Regions from separate parts of the Homo sapiens genome. Here region 2 is linked to region 1. Evidence: read pairs that join two places in POLR2A ChIA-PET (ENCODE). Cell type or tissue: A673. All regions are shown on one strand. Links, peaks and the distances in the headings refer to the core of each region. The heading gives the core; the rest is flanking DNA.

Region 1 (12,162 bases), core at 2,186-10,185:
ATAATGGTACTTCCAAATTAGTACTGAAAAAAAATGTATATTTTTATTTATTTTATTTTTTATTTTTATTTTTTGGTGAGGTGGAGATTTACTCTTGTTGCCTAGGCTGGAGTGCAATGGCATGATCTCGGCTCACCGCATCCTCTGCCTCCCAGGTTCAAGCGATTCTCCTGCCTCAGCCTCCCGAGTAGCTGGGATTACAGGCACGTGCAGCTAATTTTGTATTTTTAGTAGAGACGGGGTTTCACCATATTGCCCAGGCTGATCTTGAACTCCTGACCTCAGGTGATCCGCCTGCCTCGGCCTCCCAAAGTGTTGGGATTACAGGAGTGAGCCACTGTGCCTGGCCGTATATTTTTATTTTTTAAGAGACAGGGTTTTGCTCTGTCACCCAGGCTGGGGTACGGTGATGCAATCATAGCTCATTCATTGCAACCTTGAACAGTTGGGCTGAAGTGATCTTCCCTCCTCAGCCTCCCAAGTAGCTGGAACTACAGGGGCATGCCACCATGTGTGGCTAAGTTTTTTTAAACATAGTTTTTAGAGACAGGGTCTCCCTATGTTGACCAGACTAGTTTCGAACTCCTGGCCTCAAGCAATCCTCCTGCCTTGGCCTCCCAAAATGCTGGGATTATAGGCATGAGCCACTGCATCTAGCCTGAAAAAAAATCTTAAATATAGGAAAAGAAAAAACTTTAAGCACAAAGATGTATTTATAATAGGAACATTTCTGGAACAAACTGAAAATCCTCTTCTTCTTCTTCTTTTTTTTTTTTTGAGACAGAGTCTCACTTTATCGCCCGGGCTGGAGTGCAATCTCAACTCACTGTAACCTCCACCTTATGGGTTCAAGCAATTCTTGTGCCACAGCCTCCCGAGTAGCTGGGACTATAGGCATGAGCCACCACATGTGGCTAATTTTTGTATTTTTAGTAGAGATGGGGTTTGTCATGTTGGCCAGCCTTGTCTCAAACTCCTGATCTCAAGTGATCTATCCGCCTCGGCCTCCCAAAAAGGCCAGGATTACAGGTGTGAGCCACCACGCCCAGTCTAAATATTCTCTTGATGGAGTATTATGTAGCTGTTAAACTGTAACAATGTCTGGCAGAGTCACAGATACAAAAAGTACTAGATAAAATGTGAATCTGGTGTGATCTTGGCTATGCAAATAGATACCCAAAGTCCCTGGGCCTCTCCAGCCTGCGGTTTTAAATGAGGTCACATTAGCCTTTTACCCAAATTTCACTGCCCCATTGCCCCCACCTGCTCTTCTGGACCTCTGCGAAGGCGCTGGGGGCCCTAGGGAATAGTTAAAAGTGTATGTCCCACCCACTCAAGTATTCATAAACTGTCTGTGTTTGATGGGCACAGCCACCCTTTGCCAAGCCTTCACCCTTGCCACGCCTCATAAAGAACACCTCCCTGTGGGGTTGACCAAACCACCCGGTTTGCCTGGGACTGAGAGGTTTCCTGGGATTTGGGACTTTTAGTACTAAAACTGGGAAACTCTTTGGCAAACTAGGAGAAGTTGGTCACCCTGACTCACTGTGCAAAGCTGCAATTTTTTTTTTTTGCACTTCCAAGCTGCAAAATTTTTAGATCACCGAATGGAGTTTTTTTTCTCAGCTAGAGCTCAGCTCCATTCTTCCCAAAACAGGGACTGGTGAACCTCCCAGAGGACTGGGTGAGGTGAATATTCATGTTTTAATTCAGGGGACTTTTATCCCAGGTACCAGGGAAGCAAAAAAACAAAAACAAAAACAAAACCAGTCAAAACGTTGCTTGAGAAACAGCTAATTAGAGCGTGGGTCTAGACAAGAGTTGCTGGTTTGGGAAACATGAGCATATTGGGTGGCAAGTATCATGAGACTGGACTGGGTGGTCCAAGAGACCTGTAAACAGGAGAGAAGCCTGAGGGTAATGACATTTGAGCCAATCTGCGGAGGTAAGTCAGTCCATTAAAGAAACTGAGGCCGGGCCTAGTGGCTTACACCTGTAATCCCAGCATTTGGGAGGCCGAGGCAGGCAGATCACTTGAGGCCAGGAGTTCGAGACCAGCCTGGCCAACATGGCAAAACCTGTCTCTATTAAAAATAAAAAAAGTAGCCAGGTGTGGTAGTGAGAGCCTGTAGTTCCAGCTACTCAGGAAGCTAAGGTGGGGGGATTGCTTGAACCCAGAAAGTTGAGATTGCAGTGAGCCATGATCACGCCACTGCACTCCAGCCAGGGCGACAGAGCAAGACCTTGTCTCAAGTAAATAAATAAATACAAATTACAGGCTCACACCTGTAATCCCAGCACATTGGGAGGCTGAGGCAGGCGGATCACCTGAGGTCAGGAGTTCAAGACCACCCTGGCCAACAAGGTGAAACCCCCGTCTCTACTAAAAATACAAAAATTAGCTGGGTGTGGGCCATGCGTGGTGGCTCACGCCTGTAATCACAGCACTTTGGGAGGCCGAGACGGGTGGATCACGAGGTCAGGAGATCGAGACCATCCCGGTTAACACAGTGAAACCCCATGTCTACTAAAAAAATACAAAAAAATTAGCCGGGCATGGTGGCGGGTGCCTGTAGTCCCAGCTACTTGAGAGGCTGAGGCAGGAGAATGGCGTGAACCCAGGAGGCGGAGCTTGCAGTGAGGAGAGATTGCACCATTGTGCTCCTGCCTGTGCAACAGAGCAAGACTCTGTCTAAAAAAAAGAAAAACAAAAAAGAAGCTGAGGACTAACGGGAGTGGCCAAAGAGATAGGAAGAAAACTAGGATTTGAGGTTTGTAAGTTTTGGTGCATAGTTTCTGAAATTTGTCCAGTTTCCAATTTGGCTATGCCTTCACCCTAAAGCTAGTAGTGATACTGATTGATCATGCTTCATATCATCAAGTAGACCACTCCTTCTCTCCTTCCAGCTCTGAAATGTAGGTGATTCCCCAGGGTATATATGAGGTGCTCTTAGTCTCTCTGCTTTCTCTTTTATAATAGTTTAGTCTGAGGCTGGGCACAATGGCTCATGCCTGTAATCCTAGTACTTTGGGAGGCCAAAGGGGGTGGATCCCTTGAGGTCAGGTGTTTGAGACCAGCCTGGCCAACATGGTGAAACCCCATCTCTACTAAAAATACAAAAATTAGCTGGGCATGGTGGCGCATGCCTGTAATCTCAGCCCCCTGGGGAGGCTGAGGCGGGAGAATTGCTTGAACCAGGGAGGCGGAGGTTGCAATGAGCCAAGATTGCGCCACTGTACTCCAGCCTGTGTGACAGAGTGAGACTCTGTCTCAAAATAAATAGATAAATAGTCTGCTGGCTGCAATTTTCATCTCAATGAGACTGGTTCCCAATTTATACCCCCAGCTTCAATCCTTCCAGAGCTTCAGTCTACATTTTTTTCTTTCTTTTTCCTTTTTTTTTTTTTTTTTTTTTTTTGAGACAGGGTCTTACTCTGTCACCTAGGCTGGAGTGCAAGCAGTGTGATTTTGGCTCACTGCAACTTCTGCCTCCTGGGTTCAGGTGATCCTCCCACCTCAGCCTCCTGAGTAGCTGGGACTACAGACACGTGCCACTACACCTGGCTCATTTTTATACTTTTTGTAGAGAGGGGGTCTCACCATTTTGCCCAGGCTGGTCTAGAACTCCTGACCTCAAGTGATCTTGCCGTCTTGGCCTCCCAAAGTACTGGGATTACAGGTGTGAGCCACTTCGTTCAGCCCAGTCTACATTTCAAACTGTCTCTTGGACATTTCCACCTCATTATCTTGTCAATAACCCAAATTCAGCGCACTTAAATAGGAGCAATAGCCAGATCATAATCATAGAGATCAGTATTGGAAGGAACCTTAGAGATGATCTAATCTAGACCTTCCTGATTGGAGAGCTATAGACTGATACACAGTGAATAGGATAAGAGGTGGGTGGGGATAGATATTCATCCTCCAAGCTCTCAGGGTGTACGCAGCCTCTGATCCACTTTGTTCATGACAACCTCATCCCCTGACGGGCTTAAGAGGGTGGGGTCTGATGGTGGGCAGGAGCCCACCATTGGCATTCAGTTGCATAGCACATTATTGCCTGCGTAGACAAGGGACCCACGAAGATGCTAGAAGAGTTTATCTCAGGAGCCCAAGAAGTATAAGGAACGATCCAATGTGCAGGAAGGTGTCAGAGTGTGTGTGTGTGTGTGTGTGTGTGTGTGTGTGTGTGTGTACGTGTGTGAGAGAGAGAGAGGAGAGAAAGAGATGAGGGCTGGGTGCGGTGGCTCATGCCTATAATCCCAGCACTTTGGGAGGCTGAGGCAGGCGGATCACTTGAGGTCAGAAATTCGAGATCAGCCTGGCCAACATGGTGAAACCTCGTCTCTACTAAAAATACAAAAATTAGCCGGGCGTGGTGGCTTGTGCCTGTAGTCCCAGCTACTCACGAGGCTGAGGCAGAAGAATCGCTTGAACCCAGGAGGCGGAGGTCGCAGTGAGCTGAGATCACGCCACTGCACTCCAGCCTGGGCAACAGAGCCAGACTTCATCTCTAAGAATAATAATAATAATTAATTAATTAATTAATTAAGAGATGGGGGTTGGGAATTCTGGGGCAGGCAGCTTAGAAACTCTGTCTTCACATACGTTTGTATTGGATAATTTTGGCCAATATACCACAAATGATGTCCAGGCTGTGAAGTGATTGTCCTAATAATGCATTTGTGTTCTGTCAACTGGAACCTCATCATGATTTTGAAATACTCGCTATGGCAAGTTTGATTAGATCTAAAATCCAGAAGGAATATTCTAAGTTCTTTTTTTTTTTTTTTTTTTTTTGAGACGGAGTTTCGCTCTTGTTGCCCAGGCTGGAGTGCAATGGCACGATCTCAGCTCACTGCAACCTCCGCCTCCCGGGTTCAAGCAATTCTCCTGCCTCAGCCTCCACAGTAACTGGAATTACAGGTATGCACCACCACGCCCGGCTAATTTTGTATTTTTAGTAGAGACGGGGTTTCTCCATGTTGAGGCTGGTCTCGAACTCTTGACCTCAGGTGATCCGCCCGCCTCGGCCTCCCAAAGTGCTGGGATTACAGGCGTGAGCCACTGCGCCCAGCCGGAATATTCTAAGTTCTAAGGACATTTGTCAATGAAAGAAACAAAAGAGCTTTAAATATAACTTAAATATCATTTCCACTGTTGTGAATGTTTGGTTATAAAAGATGGCTTAAATTATTTTAGCACATACAGTTGCAAATGGTTTCTTGTCATTTAAGGAGATCACGCACCAGGGGTGGTGGCTCAAGCCTACAATCCCTGCTACTTGGGAAGGTGAGGTGAGAGGATGCATTAAGCCCAGGAGTTTGAGGCTGCAGAGAGGTGTGACTGCATCACTCACTCCAGCCTGGGTGACAGAGTGAGATCCCATTTCCTATTTCTTTTTTTTTTTTTTGAGATGGAGTCTCGCTCTGTCACCCAGGCTGGAGTGCAATGGCGTGATCTCGGCTCACTGCAACCTCCGCCTCCTGGGGTCAAGCGAGTCGCCTGCCTCAGCCTCCCCAGCAGCTGGGATTACAGGAGTGCGCTACCACCACGCCTGGCTAATTTTTGTATTTTTTTTTTTTCAGTAGAGATGGGGTTTCACCATGTTGGCCAGGCTGGTCTTGAACTCCTGACCTTGTGATCCGCCCACCTTGGCCTCCCAAAGTGCTAGGACTGCAGGTGTGAACCACCGCGCTCGGCCATGAGATCCCATTTCTAAAAAAAAAAAAAAAGAAAGAAAGAAAGATAAAAAGAAACAGATCAGTTAAAGAGACTCAATCAGGACTTACCTTACATGAGCTATTTAGAGTGCAAAACAGAATAAAAAGTTAGGTATACGGATTTAAGTTCAAATTTCTCATTAAAAAAAAGAGGGCTTTTTTGGGGAAAGTGTTACAAATGCAATATTTAATATCTTCTCCATATATATTTTGTTTTTATTCCAATTGTATTCTTTAAAGAAATGTTTTAAACCACATTCCATATCCCCTGCTAATTTTCATTGGGTGCTATATATGTGGAAAGTATTGGAAAGTCTGGTTCTAACCCAGCCCCCTTAACTGATTTGTGAGCAAACTGGGGCTCGGTCAGGGTTGATTGACCCATCTGACGTCACAGAGCTAATCACTTCCTTCATAAATCAGTTCCTGTCCTCTGACTTTCTGAGCCTTAACTGCAGATGTGTGACACATTACCCAACTCATCTAAGTTTAAATCATATCAGGTTGGTTTCTCTCTGCGTGGCTGTTTTTTTTTGTTTGTTTTTCGTTTTTCGTTTTTTTTTTTTTTTTTTTTGAGACAAGGGCTTGCTTAGTTGCCCAGACTGCTGGAATGTAGAGGCACAATCATAGCTCACTGCAGCCTCAAACTCCTGGACTCAAGTGTTCTTCCCACCTCAGCCACTCAAAGTGCTGGGATTACAGGTGTGAGCCACCACACCTAGCCTGTCATATTCCATCCAATCTGAACTCCCTCCCAGGTTTAAGGAACCCTTCACATTATATGTAGCCTGTAACCCACTATGGGAACTAAGATGCCAGGCACTTGCCATCATGGTCCCTCCTGCTGCTAGACCCTGCACTCAGGCACACCCAGCGCAGCCTTTTAGCTGGAAGCCAGAACAGCTGTGAAGCAGTGGCCCTGGATTGATGCTTTACCAGGACAAGCTGGGCTTTCTGCCAGGCAGCTGCCATCATGCTGTCCTCACTGGTCCAATTCTATAGCCTGATTTTGGACACTTGTTGGCTGCAAAGTCTCAGAGCCTCATTCTTGGGCACTATCAGAGATTCTGTGAGCTTGAAGTAGGCAATGGTTCTGTTGCTTGCCATCAAGAACTCAACCGATAGGCCAGGCATGGTGGCTCACGTCTGTAATCTCAGCACTTTGGGAGGCCAAGGTGGGCAGGTCACCTGAGGTCAGGAGTTTGAGACCAGCCTGGCCAACATGGTGAAACCCCAACTCTATTAAAAATACAAAAATTAGCCGGGCATGATGGCATGTGCCTGTAATCCCAGCTACTCAGGAGGCTGAGGCAGGAGAATCACTTGAACCCGGGATGCAGAGGTTACAGTGAGCCGAGATCATGCCACTGCACTCTAGCCTGGGCATCAGAGCCAGACTCCATCTCAAAAAAAAAAAGACAAGTGCCATAAAAGGCTCACATTTGCCGGGCGCGGTGGCTCACGCCTGTAATCTCAACACTTTGGGAGGCTGAGGTGGGTGAATCACAAGGTCAGGAGTTTGAGACCAGCTTGGCTAACATGGTGATACCCCGTCTTTACTAAAAATACAAAAAAAATTAGCCGGGAGTGGTGACTTACACCTGTAGTCCTAGCTGCTTGGGAGGCTGACGCAGGAGAATCGCTTGAACCCAGGAGGTAGAGGTTGCAGTGAGCCAAGATCATGCCACTGCACTCCAGCCTGGGTGATAGAGCAAGACTCCGTCTCAAAAAAAAAAAAAAAAACCAATAAAGAAATTGGTACCAGAGTGGTGGTAGGCCGTAGATGCTCAGGGAAATGGAATGGGAGTGGTCTGTAACTCTCACTCTAGTCTTCTGCGGCCAATGGTAGAAAATATGTATCTAGTAATACAGAATGAGACTCTGACAGCCAATTTGACATTGTTTGGAGCACAGTGTTTGCAATCAATGGCAAAAGATTTTAACAAAATCACCCATGCCACCTGGACTTCAAGGCAAGTCTTGAAGACTGGCCATAGCTAAGGGACATATAACAGATGTAATGAAGTTCTCTGGAGGCTGAGGCAGGAGAATCGCTTGAACCCAGGAGGCGGAGGTTGCGGTGAGCTGAGATTGCGCCATTGCACTCCGGCCTGGGCAACAAGAGCAAAAGTCAATCTCAAAAAAAAAAAAAAAGAAGTCAAGGACTATGGATGGGGTGATTTCATTTGACAGTACTGGATGCTTGGTGGCTCTCTTTGGATTTAGAAGACTAGATATACAAGGCTGGGCATGGTGGCTCATGCCTGTAATCCCAGCTCTTTGGGAGGCTGAGGCAGGTGGATCACCTGAGGTCAGGAGTTTGAGACCAGCCTGGCCAACATGGTAAAACCCCGTCTCTACTAAAAATACAAAAATTAGCTGTGTGCCTCGAATCCCAGTTACTTAGGAGGCTGAGGCAGGAGAATCACTTGAACCCAGAAGGCAGAGGTTGCAGTGAGCCAAGGTTACGCCACTGCACTCTAGCCTACGTGACAGAGTGAGACTCCGTCTCAAAAAAAAAAAAAAAAAGAAGAAGAAGAAGACTATATATACCACGTTTGTTTGTGCTGCCTTAACCCATTTTCAGAGTGACCTGAGGCCTTGCTAACATTGAGCCACAAGGCAGAGCAAGAGAAGATTCTTCAGCAGGTCCAGGCTGTGGTGCAAGGACTTCTGCTAATTGGTCCTCATGACCCAATGTACCCAACAGCACTCTCTGGACAACCACATACTGGGGTGCTGTATGAAGGGCGCATGAAAACCCTGCAAAGGAGCATCCTATGGTTGTGCTTAGGGTTTTGGATCAAAGCCTTGCTCTCTTTGGCTAATAAATATTCTTTCTGGAAACTGGTCTTACTTTGCTCCTGGGCCCCAGCAAAGATTGAAAGCCAGGTGACCACATACCTGTGCAGCTTGTCAGGAACTGAGTATTTGTTCCACTTAGCCAAAAAATGTCCAGTAGCGCTCCCTTCCCCAAGAAGACATGTCGTAGGCTGGGCGCAGTGGCTCGTGCCTATAATCCTAGCACTTTGGGAGGCTGAGGCGGGCAGATCACTTGTGGTCAGGAGTTGAAGACCAGCCTGGCCAACATGGCGAAACCCTGTCTCTACTAAAAAAAAATACAAAATTAGCTGGGCAAGGTGGCAGCCACCTGCAGTCCCAGTTACTCAGGAGGCTGAGGTGGGTGGATGGCTTGAGCCCGGCAGGTGGAGGTTGCAGTGAGCCAAGATCGCGCCACTGCACTCCAGCCTGGGTGACAGAGCGAGACCATTTCTTGAAAAAAAAAAAAAAAAGTTATGCAAAACACCTCTCATTCCATCTATTGTACACTTTTTGTAAATAATTTTGCTTTACTATTCAATTATAAATTTTGAAGGGTATTCCCACTTCTAATATCTTTGTATTCCCTATAATACATAGCATACTTATTTAATTTTAGAGCTGGGGATCTCACTATGTTGCCTCAAACTACTGGGCTCAAGTGATCCTCTCACCTCAGCCTTCCAAAGTGCTGGGATTACAGGTATGAGCCACCGCACCTGGCAGTACATAGCATTTTACACACTATGTAGGATATACATTGCAAACTAGTAGACTCTGGGCTATATCCAAACTGCCTATTTTTTATTTATTTTTTCTTTTTTGAGATGGAGTCTTGCTGTGTCGTCCAGGCTAGAGTGCAGTGGCACGATCTCGGCTGACTGCAACCTCCACCTCCTGGGTTCAAGCAATTCTCCTGCCTCCCTAGTAGCTGGGATTGCAGGTGCACAGCGCCACGCCCAGCTAATTTTTGTACTTTTAGTGGAGACGGGGTTTCACCATGTTGGCCAGAATGGTCTCAAACTCCTGACCTCAGGTGATCAACCCACCCTAGACTCCCATAGTGTTGGGATTACAGGTGTGAGCCACCACACCGGGCCAAGACTGCTTATATTTTTATCAATCTGTAGTGTTTTGTTCTGAGACAGGGTCCTGCTCTGTCACACATGCTGGAGTGCAATATAAACATATATTAATATTTATTGAAATAAATGACTACCAAAAAGTAATTTAAAGAAAAATAGTTGTCTGGGCATGGTGGCTCACACCTTCAATCCCAGCCCTTTGAGAGACCGAGGCCAGAGAATAGCTTGAGGCCAGGAGTTCGAGACCAGCCCGCGCAACATAGTGGGACCTTGTCTCTAGAAAAAATTTGAAAATTAGCTGGGCATGGTGGTGCGCGCCTGTGGTCCCAGCTGCCCGGGAGGCTGAGGTGAGAGGATTGCTTGAGCCTGGGAGGTGGACGTTGCAGTGAGCTGCGATTGCATCACTTCACTCTAGCCTGGGTGACAGAGCAAAACCCCGTCTCAAAATTTAAAAAGAAAGAAAGAAAAGAAAGGAAACCTAACAGGATTCTGATTCTGTCCACCAAATGGCTTATTTCTTTTTTCTTTTTTTGAGACAGAGTCTCACTTTGTCGCCCAGGCTGGAGTACAGTGGTGCGATCTTGGCTCACTGCAACCTCCGTCTCCTGGGTTCAAGCGATTCTCCTGTCTCAGCCTCCAGAGTAGCTGGGATTACAGGCAAGTGCCACCACGTCCAGCTAATTTTTGTATTTTTAGTAGAGATGGGGTTGTACCATGTTGGTCAGGCTGATCTCGAACCCCTGACCTCAGGTGATCCGCCCGCCTCATCCTTCCAAAGTGCTGGGATTACAGGCATGAGCCACTGCGCCTGGTGGCTTATTTCAATCTAGATAGGAAAATATAACACATATGTGAAATGAAAAAATACAAGCACTAATTGCCAAATAAATGTATTCAATATAATTTGGTTGAGCACTATGGGTGACAAATCTGTATATGCCTCCAGGAACCAGGTAAGTAATGAAAGTCAACAAAGTAGGGGAAGATGAGGACTTGGCCAATGGAAGTGCCCCCCGCTTTTTTTTTTTTAGACAGACTTTCGCTCTGTTGCCCAGGCTGGAGTGCAGTGGTGTGATCTGCACTCACTACAACCTCCACCTCCCAGGTTAAGCGATTCTCCTGCCTCAGTCTTACAAATAGCTGGGACTACCGGTGCTCCATCACACCTGGCTAGTTTTTAGTAGAGACAGGGTTTCACCATGTTGACCAGGCTGGTCTCGAACTTCCGCCCTCAAGTGATCTGCCTGCCTTTGCCTCCCAAAGTGCTGGGATTACAGGCATGAGCCACCACGCCCGGCCCTGGCCCCGTATTTTGTTTAAAGAGGGTGGCTGGGCACAGTGGCTGTAGCTTGTAATCCCAGCACTTTGGGAGGGAGGCGGGTGGATTGCTTGAGCTTAGGAGTTTGCAGTGAACCAAGATCGCTGGGATATGCATATTTAAGGTTTCAATTTTTGTGTCTCCAAATAAAATTCTCAGTTCCTCACTACCTTTTTTTTTTTTTTGAGATAGAGTCTTGCTGTGTCACCCAGACTGGAGTCCAGTGGCACGATCTTGGCTCACTGCAGCCTCTGCCTCCTGGGTTTAAGCGATTCTCCTGTCCGCTTCCCAAGTAGTTGGGATTACACGCATGAGCCACCATGCCCAGCTAATTTTTGTATTTTTAGTAGACAGGATTTCACCATGTTGCCCAGGATAATCTCGAACTCCTGGGCTCAAGTGATCCGCCCACCTGGCCTCCTCAAGTGCTGGGATTACAGGCCTGAGCCACCGTGCCTGACCACCCTCTTCAAACAAAATATGGGCACCTCCATTGGCCTAGGTCTTCATCTTGCCTACTTTATTGACTTACATTACTTACCTGGTCCCTGGAGACATATACACATTTGTCACCCTTAGAGCTCGACCAAATTGTATTGAATGCATTTCTCTGGCAATTAGTGCTTGTATTTTAATTTTCATTTCACATATGTGTTCCATTTTCCTAACAAGACTGAAATAAGCCATTTGGTATGCAGAATTCTGTTAGATATTTTTATTTTTATTTTTTTGAGACGGAGTCTTGCTTTGTTGCCAGGCTGGAGTGCAGTGGTGCGATCTCGGCTCACTGCAACCTCCACCTCCCAGGCTCAAGCGATTCTTCTGCCTCAGCCTCTGGAGTAGCTGGGACTACAGGCACGCACCACCACGCCTGGCTAACTTTTGTATTTTTAGTACAGAACTTTTGCATTTTTAGTAGAGATGGGGTTTCACCATATTGGCCAGGCTGGTCTCAAACTCCTGCCCTGGTGATCCGCCCTCCTCAGCCTCCCAAAGTGCTGGGATTACAGGCGTGAGCCACCGCGCCCAGCATCTTTTTTAAAAAAAATTGAGACAGGGTCTTGCTCTGTCACCCAAGCTGGAGTGCAGTGGTGCAATCACGGCTCACTGCAACATCCACCTCCCAGGCTCAAGCAATCCTCCCACCTCAGCCTCTCGCTAGCTGGGACCACAGGTGCACACCACCATGCCCGGCTAATTTTTCAAATTTTTTCT
Region 2 (12,162 bases), core at 1,294-9,293, 68 kb before region 1:
GGAAGCGGGCAGATTACTTCAGGTTAGGAGTTCAAGACCAGCTTGGACAACATGGTGAAACCCCATCTCTACCAAAAAATACAAAATTAGCTGGGCATGGTGGTGCGTTCCTATAGTCTCAGCTATTCAGGAGGTTGAGATGGGAGAATCACTTGAACCCAGGAGGCGGAGGTTGCGCTGAGCCAAGATAGCACCACTGCACTCCAGTCTGGATGACAGAGTAAGACCCTGTCTCGAAAAAAAAAAAAAATCGGCCGGGTGCGGTGGCTCACGCCTGTAATCCCAGTACTTTGGGAGGCTGAGGCGGGCAGATCACCTGAGGTCAGAAGTTCGAGACCAGCCTGACCAACATAGAGAAACCCCGTCTCTACTAAAATACAAAAAAATTAGCCAGGCATGGTGGCGCATCCCTATAATCCCAGCTACTCGGGGAGGCTAAGGCAGGAGAATCGCTTGAACCTGGGAGGTGAAGGTTGCTGTGAGCCAAGATCGCGCCATTGCACTCCAGCCTGGGCAACAAGAGTGAAACTCCTTAAAAAAAAAAAAAAAAACCATGTTCTCTTTATGTAATGGGACCTTTTGCTCAGCGGTAATACAGTACTTAGCAGAAATGAAAAATACGGTCTCCATGGTGCATATCCCCTTTTTATTTATTTCATTTATTTATTTATTTATTTATTTATTTATTTATTTATTTCTTTTTTGAGACGGAGTCTGCAAGCTCTGCTTCCCGGGTTCATGCCATTCTCCTGCCCCAGCCTCCTGGGTAGCTGGGACTAGAGGCACCTGCCACCAGGTCCGGCTAATTTGTTTTGTATTTTTAGTTGAGATGGGGCTTCACTGTGTTAGCCAGGATGGTCTTAATCTCTTGACCTCGTGATCCACCCACCTCGGCCTCCCAAAGTGCTGGGATTACAGGCATGAGCCACCGCACCCGGCCTATTTATCATTTTTTTCAGATGGAGTCTTGCTCTGCCTCCCAGGTTCAAGGAATTTTCCTGCCTCAGCCTCCCGAGTAGCTGGAATTACAGACATGCCTCACCACACCCAGCTAATTTTTGTATTTTTAGTAGAGACAGGGTTTCACCATGTTGGCCATGCTGGCCTGCAACTCCTGACCTCAGGTGATCTGCCCTTCTTGGCCTTCCAAAGTGCTGGGATTACAGGCGTGAGCCACCACGCCCGGCCCCACCTTTTTATCTTTTTTTGCTGAACCATTTAAGAATTATCTGCAGACATCCAGATAATATAAAATTATGAGTTCCTAAGCTTTTCTTTATAAGAATTTTGAGCTTTAGCGTAGTGGATTCTTATTTTATATCTAAGAACCCATAATTAAAGAGACAAGTCTCATTGATCTGTGAACTCTTAGCCAGTAAAAAGAAGATAAACAACTGAAATGCAGAGGCAGTCAGTTCATAGATTGACATTTTACTCTTCATGACTTTTGATTTAATTTTGTACTTAAAGACTGGCTTCTGCATTGAAAAATAACTTACATGGTAAGGAATCAGATACTTGACGAAATGTAACTACCACAAACAAGACTATAAACTGTATTATGGTTTTCAGAATTATATGCCATTTTAATTAGAGTAGAAAATTGTAACTGCCTTTATTTCATTTTGTTTTTGAGACAGAGCCTCACTCTCTCGCCCAGGCTGGAGTGCAGTGGTGCGATCTCAACTCACTGCAACCTCTGCTTCCCAGGTTTATGTGATTCTCATGCCTCAGCCTCCCAAGTAACTGAGATTACAGGCATATGCCACCATGCCCGGCTAATGTTTGTATTTTTAGTAGAGACAGTCTTTCCCCATGTTGGCCAAGCTGGTCTCGAACTCCTGGCCTAAAGTGAGTTAGGCCACCTGCCTCGGCCTCCCAAAGTGCTGGGATTACAGGTGTGAGCCACTGCACCCGGGCATAATTGCCTTTAAATAGTAGTTATAAATTATTTCTAGGTTACCTGCAATCTAAATTACTAAAAGTAAACTAGGATTTTAAAAAGATATGCAGACACTCTGATAGGCTGTTCTTCAAGGCAAGGACTAAGCCTAGGTCCACTGGGACATAACAGGTGTTATGGTTAGTGAATAAAGTCTTTGAATAATAGATTTTATCTAACTACAGAGTAAAATTCTGACGGTTTGCTATAGTTCCTTTTCTTGGAAAGTAAATTATCCATGTTCATCATATATAGGCAGTGTGTCTTCTTCCTCTAGGCCATATAACACTATATATCTCAGATTTATTTCTGATTATATAATATATACTACATCTATATAACAATAAAAGAATTGTTCTTTAAACTGAAGTTCCATCTAGAAAATGACTTTTGACCGGGCGCGGTGGCTCACGGCTGTAATCCCAGCACTTTGGGAGCCTGAGGTGGGCAGATCACTTGAGGTCAGGAGTTCGAGACCAGCTTGGCCAACATAGTGGAACCCTGTCTCTACTAAAAATCCAAAAATTATCCGGGCCTGTTGGCGTGCGCCTGTAATTGCAGCTACTTGGGAGGCTGAGGCGGGAGAATCATTTAACCCAGGAGGTGGAGGTTGCAGTGAGCCAAGATCGTGCCATTGTACTCCAGCCTGGGTGACAAGAGTGAAACTCTGTCTCAAAAATAAAAAAAGGAAATGACTTCCTCTTATGAACCTTATCTGTTTTCCGAAGGAAATGTGGGCTAACGGGTTATTACTACTTAACATGCGGCATTTATTTGCTTTTTGCCTCCTTAGCCTTCTTTGTAATTGTTGGTGACATCATTATGGTTGAGTTCATTCTGGATCATATATCCAGTTCTTTTTTGAACAGTTTAATCTTAAAAAAAAATTGCAAGCAAAAACAACACCCATATACCCTTCATCTAAATTTACCAATTGGTAACATTTTATCATGTTTGCTTTGCTAATCTCTGTATTTTTTCTTTCGTTCCTAAACCACTGGAGAGTTATTTGCAGACATCCAGACACTTCAGCTTAATCCCATAAATACTTCAGCTTAATCCTCTAAAACAAGGGCATCTTCTGCATGACCACAATACAACGATCAAATTCAGAAAATTTATATTAATGGAGTATTGTTCTCTAGAGTGATTACAGTCTATATTCTGATTTCCACAGTTGTCCCAGTAATGTCTTTCATAGCTGAAGGAAGGAGGAGGGGATCTTTCTGGTAGTTGCACATTGTTGCCAAAATGAAATTCTTTTTTCTTGGAAGTATCTTCCCTCTAATTCCATACTTGCCAAGCAACTGACACTGATTTACTCTCCCAGAAACACAAATACCAGGATGGGGAGGCTCTATATGAGAGGTAATTACAGTTTCCTAAATTGGCATAATCCCTGTAAATTGACAAATTGAAATTCTTGTCTAAATTTAATTTCATGTGAACCTAATTATCCTTGGCTACTTTTCATCTCTGGATGAATTCATATGCTTTGGGTTGTCAGTGCCAAATTTGTTATGCTTTGTTTAATACGTTCAGACCACAGAGCTGACAGCATCTATTTCTTCTGGTTTGTTTGGTTATACACCAGGTAAGGGATAGTTAATATACAGATGTTTTATATTACTTCAAAATGAATTTGGACCAACAGGGCACAGTGGCTCATGCCTGTAATCCAAGCACTTCGGGAGGCTGAGGCAGGGAGATCACTTAAGCTCAGGAAATGTAACTACCACAGTAGTCGGGTAACATGGGGAGACCCTGTCTCTACAAAAATTTAAAAATTAGCTGGTTGTGTTGGTACGTGCCTGTAGTCCCAGCTACTTGGGCTGACATGAGATGATCGTTTGAGCCCAGGAGGTTGAGGCTATAGTGAGCCATGTTTGTGCCACTGTACTCCAGCTTGGGTAACAAAGCAAGACCCTGTCTCAAAAAACAAAAAAAAAGGAAAGAAGTAAAATAAACTTGGGCTTGCGCAGTGGCTTACACCTGTAATCCCAGCCCTTGGGAAGGCCGAGGCAGGCAGATCACTTGAGGCCAGAAATTCGAGACCAGCCTGGCCAACATGGCGAAACTCCATCTCTACAAAAAATACAAAAATTAGCTGGGCGTGGTGGCACATGCCTGTAATCTCAGCTACTCAGGAGGCTGAGCCACAAGAATTGCTTGAACCCGGGAAGCAGAGTTTGCAGTGAGCCGAGATAGCACCACTACATTCCAGCCTGGGCAACAAAGTGAGACTATCTCAATAAAATAAGATTCACTTAGAGAACAATAAACTTGAAGAAAATGTTCTTGGATTTGCATAGACCACATGCACCATTTCTTTACTTTACATTACTGGGTTGGACAATAGCTTATAATATGCAACAGCATACTCTACAGAATTCAGTTTGCACTATTTTCAAGTTTAGTGCATGATTCCCTTAGGAAAATCAGGAAGTTTAAGTCTTCTATTAGCTTTGGTATAGGCTTTTTATTTATGCATTGCCTCTTTCACAAAGAGACATGTACAATAAAATAGTATAATAAACCTAGGAAAGGTGGACACAAACACAAAACTGCAAAAAGTCAACAAAATTTTAGCTCACAGAGACTGATTATGTATTTTAAACTTGTGTAGGTTCCTTCTTTTTCTTTTTATTATAGACAACTCCAAACATAAAAAAAAAAAGAGTTTAACAAATACCATACATATCGCCCAGCTTCAACAGTTATCTTTTTTTTTTTTTTTTAACCAGGTCTCGGTTTGTAACCCAGGCTAAGGGTACCGTGGCGTGATCTCGGCTTATTGCAACCTCCACCTTCTGGGTTCAAGTGATTCTCATTCCTCAGCCTCTCAAGTGGTGGGGATTTCAGGCATGCACCACCATGTCCAGCTCATTTTTGTATTTTTAGTAGAGATGGGGTTTTGTCATATTGGCCAGGCTGGTCTCGAACTCCTGACAAGGTAATCTGCCTGCCTTGGACTCCCAAAGTGCTGAGATTACAGGTGTGAACCCCCATGCCCAGCCTCAGTTTCAATTTCTTTTTTTTTTTTTTTTTTTTTGAGACAAGAGTCTCACTCTGTTGCCCAGGCTGGAGTGCAGTGGCACGATCTTGGCTCACCACAACCTCCGCCTCCCAGGTTCAAGTGATTCTCCCACCTCAGCCTCCTGAGTAGCTGGGACTACAGGCGTGTGTCACCATGCCTGGCTAATTTTTGTATTTTTAATAGAGATGGAGTTTCACTATGTTGGCCAGGCTGGTCTCGAACTCCTGACCTCATGATCCACTCGCTTCGGCCTCCCAAAGTGCTGGGATTACAGGCGTGAGCCACCATGCCTGGCTGGTTTCAATTTTTGAACAAAGGAGATTAGTTCAAGGGAAGGACTATTATGGCCTCTGCATAAAAATAAGCAAAAGCACCAGCCTGGCCAACTTGGTGAAACCTCATCTCTACTAAAAATACAAAAATTTGCCGGTGTGGTGGTGGGCACCTGTAATCTCAGCTGCTCAGGAGGCTGAGGCAGGAGATCGCTTGAACATGGGAGGCAGAGGTTGCAGTGAGCTGAGATTCCGCCACTGCACTCCAGACTGGGTGACAGAGCAAGACTCTGTCTCAAAAAGAAAAAAAAAAAAAATGGAATGACCAAAAGCAACTTAGTCTGGTAGAAGCAAGATGGAGTCAGTTATGTCAGACTTCCATTACTACTATAATTTCTGCAAAGGCAATTTCAAAATCTATGGTGATTATGGTTAATAGATTATATACACGAAAATTGCTAAGAGAATAAATGTTGAGTATTCTACCACAGGCAAAAATAAGTATGTGAGGTAATATTTATGTTAATTAGCTTGATTTAGCCATTCCACAAGGTATATATATATCAAAAGATTATGTTGTACACCAAAAACAAAAAGGAAAAATTATTTTACTGGAAAACACATTGTGAATATTTTTTTCCTTCCATTAAAGCAAAAGTTGGCCAGGCATGGTGGCTCAGGCCTGTAATCACAGTACTTTGGGATGCCAAGGTGATAGCAGCAGGAGGCAGACAAACCCTAGGCAGACAGGGGCAGATCCCCAGTGAAACCCAAACTTCAAGCCAAAGACAGTTTAAAGCCTAGCTACAAGTCCTGGGTAAGTCCACAGACTGGATTGGGAAACTGTCTTCCTGTTTGGCACACTTTCCTCTGATTGATCCCCACCCTGCACCTGTTTTACATGTATATACCCTTCCCTAATTGGTGTATTACACTGTCGTGCCCACCTTTGAGTGGTGCCTTTGTTTTAGCCTTTTTTTGCTTACCCACAAACCAATCAGCACTCCCTATTCTGAGCACATAAAAGCCCCAGACCCAGCCACACTGAGTGAGAGACCACCTGACTTTGAGTAGGGGACCACCCTCACATCCCGTCTCTACTGAGAGCTGTTTTGTCACTCACTAAAATTCTTCTCCACCCTCGTCACCCTTTATTGTCAGTATAACCTCATTCTTCTTGGACAGGGGATAAGAACTTGGGACCCACCAAGCACGGGTACAAAGAAGGCTGTACACCCTCCACCAGTGGAGAGCAGCTGCCTCATGTGATGGGAAGCAGCAGCAGGGCCAAGCCAGCCCTGGAGCCTTGGGCCAGAGCAGGGCAACAGGACTGATGGTGTTGTTAACATGGCATTGTCCATCAGGCTGCGGACAAAGGGACTAAAAGAGCTAATTTGCATGCCGTAACACCCCCTCTGGGGCTTCAGGGTCATGGGCACCCCTGCCTGGGTGCCACCGTGTTCCCCTCCTCTGGATGCCAGAGTCCACCATGGGAGTCACTTGTGACATGCCTGGTCCAGCTACAAGCCCCACATGGAGCCCATTCCCCTGCCAGCACTTGGAACGGCCAGCCAGACCCCACACTCCCTCACTCACACACCCCGTCCTGCCAGGGGCTAAGCACACAGTAGTGGCAGCTATGGGACCTGCACTGGAGTGCAAGCCAGGTGCAGCCCAGCAGGCTGAGTAGACAGGGTGTCTCCTGCAGCAAGCCCAGGCCTGAGCAAGGCCTGGGCAGGGGAGTTGCCAGCTGGAAATCTCCAGCTGGCAAAGTGACTAAGAAAAATCCTGCATCAAAGGTGGGAGGATCTCTTGAGCACAGGAGTTTGAGACCAGCCTGGGTAACCCCGTCTCTACAAAAAATAAAAAATTAGCTGGTCCCAGTGGTGCCTACCTGTAGTCCCAGCCACTTGGGAGGCTGAGGTGGGAAGATGGCATGAGCCCAGGAGTTCCAGGCTGCAGAGAGTGGCATGCCACCACACTCCAGCCTGTGTGACAGAGTGAGAGCCTGTCTCAAAAAAAATAAAAGAGTTTGATTTCTTTGATGTTAAGTGTCCTCAATGAACAGGAGCCTGACCCACTTTGTTGGTTTTCTTTTCTTTTCTTTTTTTTTTTTTTGAGACAGTCTCGCTCTGTCACCATGCCAGAGTGTAGTGGCGCAATCTTGGCTCACTGCAGCCTCTGCCTCCCAGGTTCAAGCGATTCTCCTGCCTCAGCCTCCCGAGTAGCCAGGACTACAGGTGCATGCCACCATGCCCAGCTAATTTTTGTATTTTTTAGTAGAGATGGGGTTTCACCATGTTGGCCAGGATGGTCTCAATCTCTTGACCTCGTGATCCGCCCACCTCAGCCTTCCAAAATGCTGGGATTACAGGCATAAGCCACTGTGCCCAGCCCTGGTTTCCTTATTGAAAGGCAAAATTTCTTTTACTTACACAATGGGTGAGTGTTACCTTGTTGTTGGGCTGATTAACTGTAGCAGCAATAGAAATGCAAAGAGGTGTGTGGAATGGGGCTATGGGCTCTGAATATAGTCCTCTGTGGATGTCTTTGTGAATGCTGATTACTCATTCAAATGCAGAATATTCTGCTTTTTGCTAGGAGCCGAGAAGTAATAGATTTACAGACCTCTTATTCTTGGTCACCCTTGAGGGTGGAAATAGCTTTATTATAATGCATATAATTCAATACATATTCTCCTGGATTTAAACTCAATCTTCTGGCTAGTGATCCTTAAATTTTTATCTCTAGCTCTGACTTCCCCACTAATTCCTAAATTTGAATTTCCACTGCCTGATTAACATTTTTGATTAGATATCTCAAGCTTAATGTACTCAAAATGGAATTCTGGATTTTCCCCCCACTTTTTTTTTTTTTTTTTTTTTTTGAGACATAGTTTCGCTCCTGTTGCCCAGGCTGGAGTGCAATGGCATGATCTTGGCTCACCACAACCTCCGCCTCCCGGGTTCAAGAGATTCTCCTGCCTCATTCTCCTGGGTAGCTGGGATTACAGGCATGCACCACCACACCCAGCTAATTTTTGTATTTTTGGTAGAGATGGAGTTTCAGTATGTTGGCCAGGCTGGTCTTGAACTTCCGACCTCAGGTGATCCACCCACCTTAGCCTCCCAAAGTGCTGGGATTACAGGCGTGCGCCCCTGCGTCCGGCCAATTTTCCCCCACTTCTGTTCCCCTCCTCAATCCCACCTTGGACTTCCTGGGTACTTGGCACCTCACTTCTCGAATCCCTCATCCATCAGCAATTCCTGTGCACCTTCCCTGTGAGATATTTCCCAGGTGCAGCATGTCTGGTCCAGCTGCAAGCCCCACATGGAGTCCACTCCGGTGCTGGTGCTTGGAACGGCTGGTGCCCCATTCCCTGCTCCATTTCCACTGTGGCCACCGACCCGTTCTCCAGCATCTCTCGCCCTCCCCACTGCAGCAGCCCCCAACTGACTGCCTGCTTTCCCTCTGGCTTCTCTCCTATTAGAATATTCTTCTCACAGCAGATGATCCTAAAACATAAATCGTATCAGTTCACATGCCCTTTAAAAAGTTTCCTCATACTACTCTTAGCGGTGCATAAAGAAAGAAAAACAAACAAAAATTGAAAAACAAAAAAGTTCTGGCGAGGCATGGTGGGTCATGTCTGTAATCACAGCACTTTGGGAGGCTAAAGCAGGAGGATCCCTTGAGGCCAGAAGTTTATGACCAGCACGGGCAACATAGGGAGACCCCATCTCTACAAAAAATAAAGAAAGAAAAACTAAGGCTCGGCACACTGGCTCATGCCTATAATCCCAGCACTTTGGGAGGCCAGGGTGGACAGATCACCTGAGGCCAGGAGTTTGAGACCAGCCTGGCCGACATGGTAAAACCCCATCTCTACTAAAAATACAAAAAATTAGCTGGGCGTGATGGCGCAAACCTGTAGTCCCAGCTGCTTGAGAGGATGAGGCATGAGACTCACTTGAACCCTGGAGGCGGAGGTTGCAGTGAGCCGAGATTGCACCACTGCACTCCAGCCTGGGTGACAGAGTGAGACTCTGTCTAAAAAAATAAATAAATAAATAAATAAAAATTAATTAATTCAATAAATAAAAAGTTTCCACGTACTGATCCATGCTATAACATGGATGAATCTAGAAAACATGACGCTGAATGAAAGAAGCCAGTTTAAAAAGGCTGTGTGTTGTATGACTCTAGTTGTATGAAATGTTCAGAAGAGGCAAATTCATAGAGACAGAAAGCAGGTTAGGGGTTGCCAGGGGCTGGGGCTGCAGCGGGCAGGCGGTGGGTCGGGGAAGGATGGGGAGTGACTGCTGAAAGGGTTTGGGGTTTTCCTTCTGGGGTGAGGAAAAGGTTCTGGAACTGGATAATGATGATAGTTGCACAACATTGAGTGTACTAAATATCACTGAATTGTACACATTAAAATGGCAACTTTTGTTTTGTGAATTTTACCATTTTTTTTTCTAAAAAAGGTTTAATGACTTCTTGTTGCGGTCTTAAAATAGAAGCCAGGGCCGGGAATGGTGGCTTATGCCCATAAGCTGTGCTTTGGGAGGCGGAGGTGGGTGGATTGCTTGAGGTCAGGAGTTCGAGACCAGCCTGGGCAACATGGCAAAACCCTGTCTCTACAAAAAATTAGCCAAGTGTGGTGGCATGCGCCCGTGGTCCCAGCTACTAGGGAGGCTGAGGTGGGAGGATCACTTGTACCCTGGAGGTGGAGGATGCAGTGAGCCGTGATTGCACCACTGCACTCCAGCCTGGGCAATAGAGCTAGACCTTGTCTAAAAAAAAAAAAAAACAAAAACTACAATCCAAATTCCTGACTAAGGCCCACAGAGCACTGCATGATCTCGCCACCCTACCTCCTCTCCTTCTTGTGCTCTGAGCCTTGCTCTACCTGCTCTAAGCTATGGGCTCAGGAAGTGATGCACTAAAGTATGGCGCTTTGGGCTGGGCGCGTAATCCCCACACTTTGGGAGGCCGAGGTGGGCTGATCACAAGGTCAGGAGTTTGAGACCAGCCTGGCTAACATGGTGAAACCCCGTCTCTACTAAAGACACAAAAAATTAGCCGGGCATGATGGCATGCACCTGTAATCTCAGCTACTTGGGAGGCTGAGGCAGCAGAATCACTTGAACCCAGGAGGCGGAGGTTGCAGTGAGCCGAGATTGTGCCATTGCACTCCAGCCTCCAGCCTGGGTGAAAGGGTGAGACTCCATCTCAAAAAAAAAAAAAAAAAAATATGGCACTTTGGCATGCTGAGTATTTTGAACTAATGGAGACTGGAGGCAACCTCAGAACCAAGGTCTCTCTGATCTCCTGCTCACAACCTCTTCCCTAAAACACAAGAAGGGGTCTCTCTGAATTTCCCTTGTCTGCCTAAAGACATGAAACTGCCTTTGCAAAAATTATGACAGTGAGATAAATCTGACATAGTGCCTTCATCTTGCTTCTAACCTCACAAGCTAACTTTTTGCTCATTCATGGGCCTAGGCCAAGCTAACTATGGAAGTTTAGTTTACAGTTTCACTTTAAAAGATGATTAACAGTTCCTTCCCAAAATGAATCCCCTATTTGCTGTGGGACCGAAACCACCTTTGTAAATCTAACAAATTGGCCACAAGGTTGGAATTACAGTTCAGGAGTCATGTTGCCAGAGGTGACCAGATTTGTAACCCACCCCCCAATTGCTCCTATAGATAACATCATTATGATAAAACCTAAGTGTGGTATTTGAGGTATTTTTCCTTTTTTTTTTTTTTTGAGATTGAGTCTCGCTGTGTCACCCAGGCTGGAGTGCAGTGGCGCAATCTCGGCTCACTGCAAGCTCCGCCTCCCGGGTTCATGCCATTCTCCTGCCTCAGCCTCCTGAGTAGCTGGGACTATAGGTGCCCACCACCACGCCCGGCTAATTTTTTGTTTTTTTAGTAGAGACGGGGTTTCACCATGTTAGCCAGGATGGTCTTGATCTCCTGACCTCCTGATCCACCCACCTCGGCCTCCCAAAGTGCTGGGATTACAGGCGTGAGCCACCGTGCCCAGCCTGAGGTATTTTTCAGACCTTGCATTCTGATGGACCAGCTAGCACCACCTGAACCAGTAACCTATACCAAGAAACTGACTCAACCAGTCCTGCCACCCCACTCTGGAACTGACTCAGGGCAAGAAGACACCTTCAACCCCCTGTGATTTCATTGCAGACCCAACCAGTCAGCATTACCTGTTCCCTAGCCCCCTGCTCGCCAAACAATTCTTGAAAAATCCCAGCCTCTGAATTCTCAGAGGAGTGGATTGAGAATTATCTGCTGTCCTTCCACTCGGCTGCCTTGCAATCATTAAATTCTTTCTCTGCTGTAACACTCCTGCTGTTCTCATTGTATTGGCTTTTCCAGGCAGCAGGCAGGAAGAACCCATTGGGCAATTACAGATAGACTTTCTAGAAGGAATAGAATTGTCATGAATCCCCTCCCTAGGAGTCTCATCAACAAGAGAAGATTAACTGTATCATAGGAGAGACTGAAGGTTGACCCCACACCTAGAGTTCATCACAGACTATCACCTGTTCTTCTGAGGGCTGCTGCAAGAGAACTTCTATTACCTGCGAGATCTTTTATCTGCATAACAAGACAACCTCTGCTCACCATGCATTTCCTCTCCTCACCCTCTCATAACTTGTCACCACTACTCCCCCAGAAGCCACAGGCCCCTCTATTGCTTTCAGTAGCTACAGTCTTATATTTTGGGACTCACCTGCACAAGAAGGTAATTAAAATGATTTTTCTCCTATTAATATATCCATTGTCAGTTTATTTCAGAGACTCAATTTTTTTTTTTTTTTTTTTTGAGATGAAGTCTTGCTCTGTTACCCAGGCTGGAGTGAAGTGATGCAATCTTGGCTC

Evidence for each region. ChIA-PET counts read pairs that join two places held together with the same protein. Peaks named below come from ENCODE experiments on the same cell type or tissue, not always from the same donor. Only the 100,000 strongest peaks of a DNase experiment are listed, where the experiment ranks them.
Region 2: POLR2A ChIA-PET joins it to region 1 with 12 read pairs; 5 of 35 experiments call an interaction of 5 or more read pairs at or near these places.

What each region holds. Positions count from the first base shown.
Region 1 is chr17:67,812,150-67,824,311 of GRCh38, forward strand. No RefSeq gene overlaps it. Among named protein-coding and RNA genes, the nearest start is that of BPTF, 7.3 kb to the right of the region's middle. In A673, for the core only: no CTCF peak of the experiment used is centred there; no DNase peak of the experiment used is centred there.
Region 2 is chr17:67,744,661-67,756,822 of GRCh38, forward strand. No RefSeq gene overlaps it. Among named protein-coding and RNA genes, the nearest start is that of SNORA38B, 10 kb to the left of the region's middle. RefSeq lists silencers at 2,573-2,867, 8,353-8,647 and enhancers at 6,977-7,756, 7,757-8,536. In A673, for the core only: no CTCF peak of the experiment used is centred there; no DNase peak of the experiment used is centred there; H3K27ac peaks cover 1,140 bases.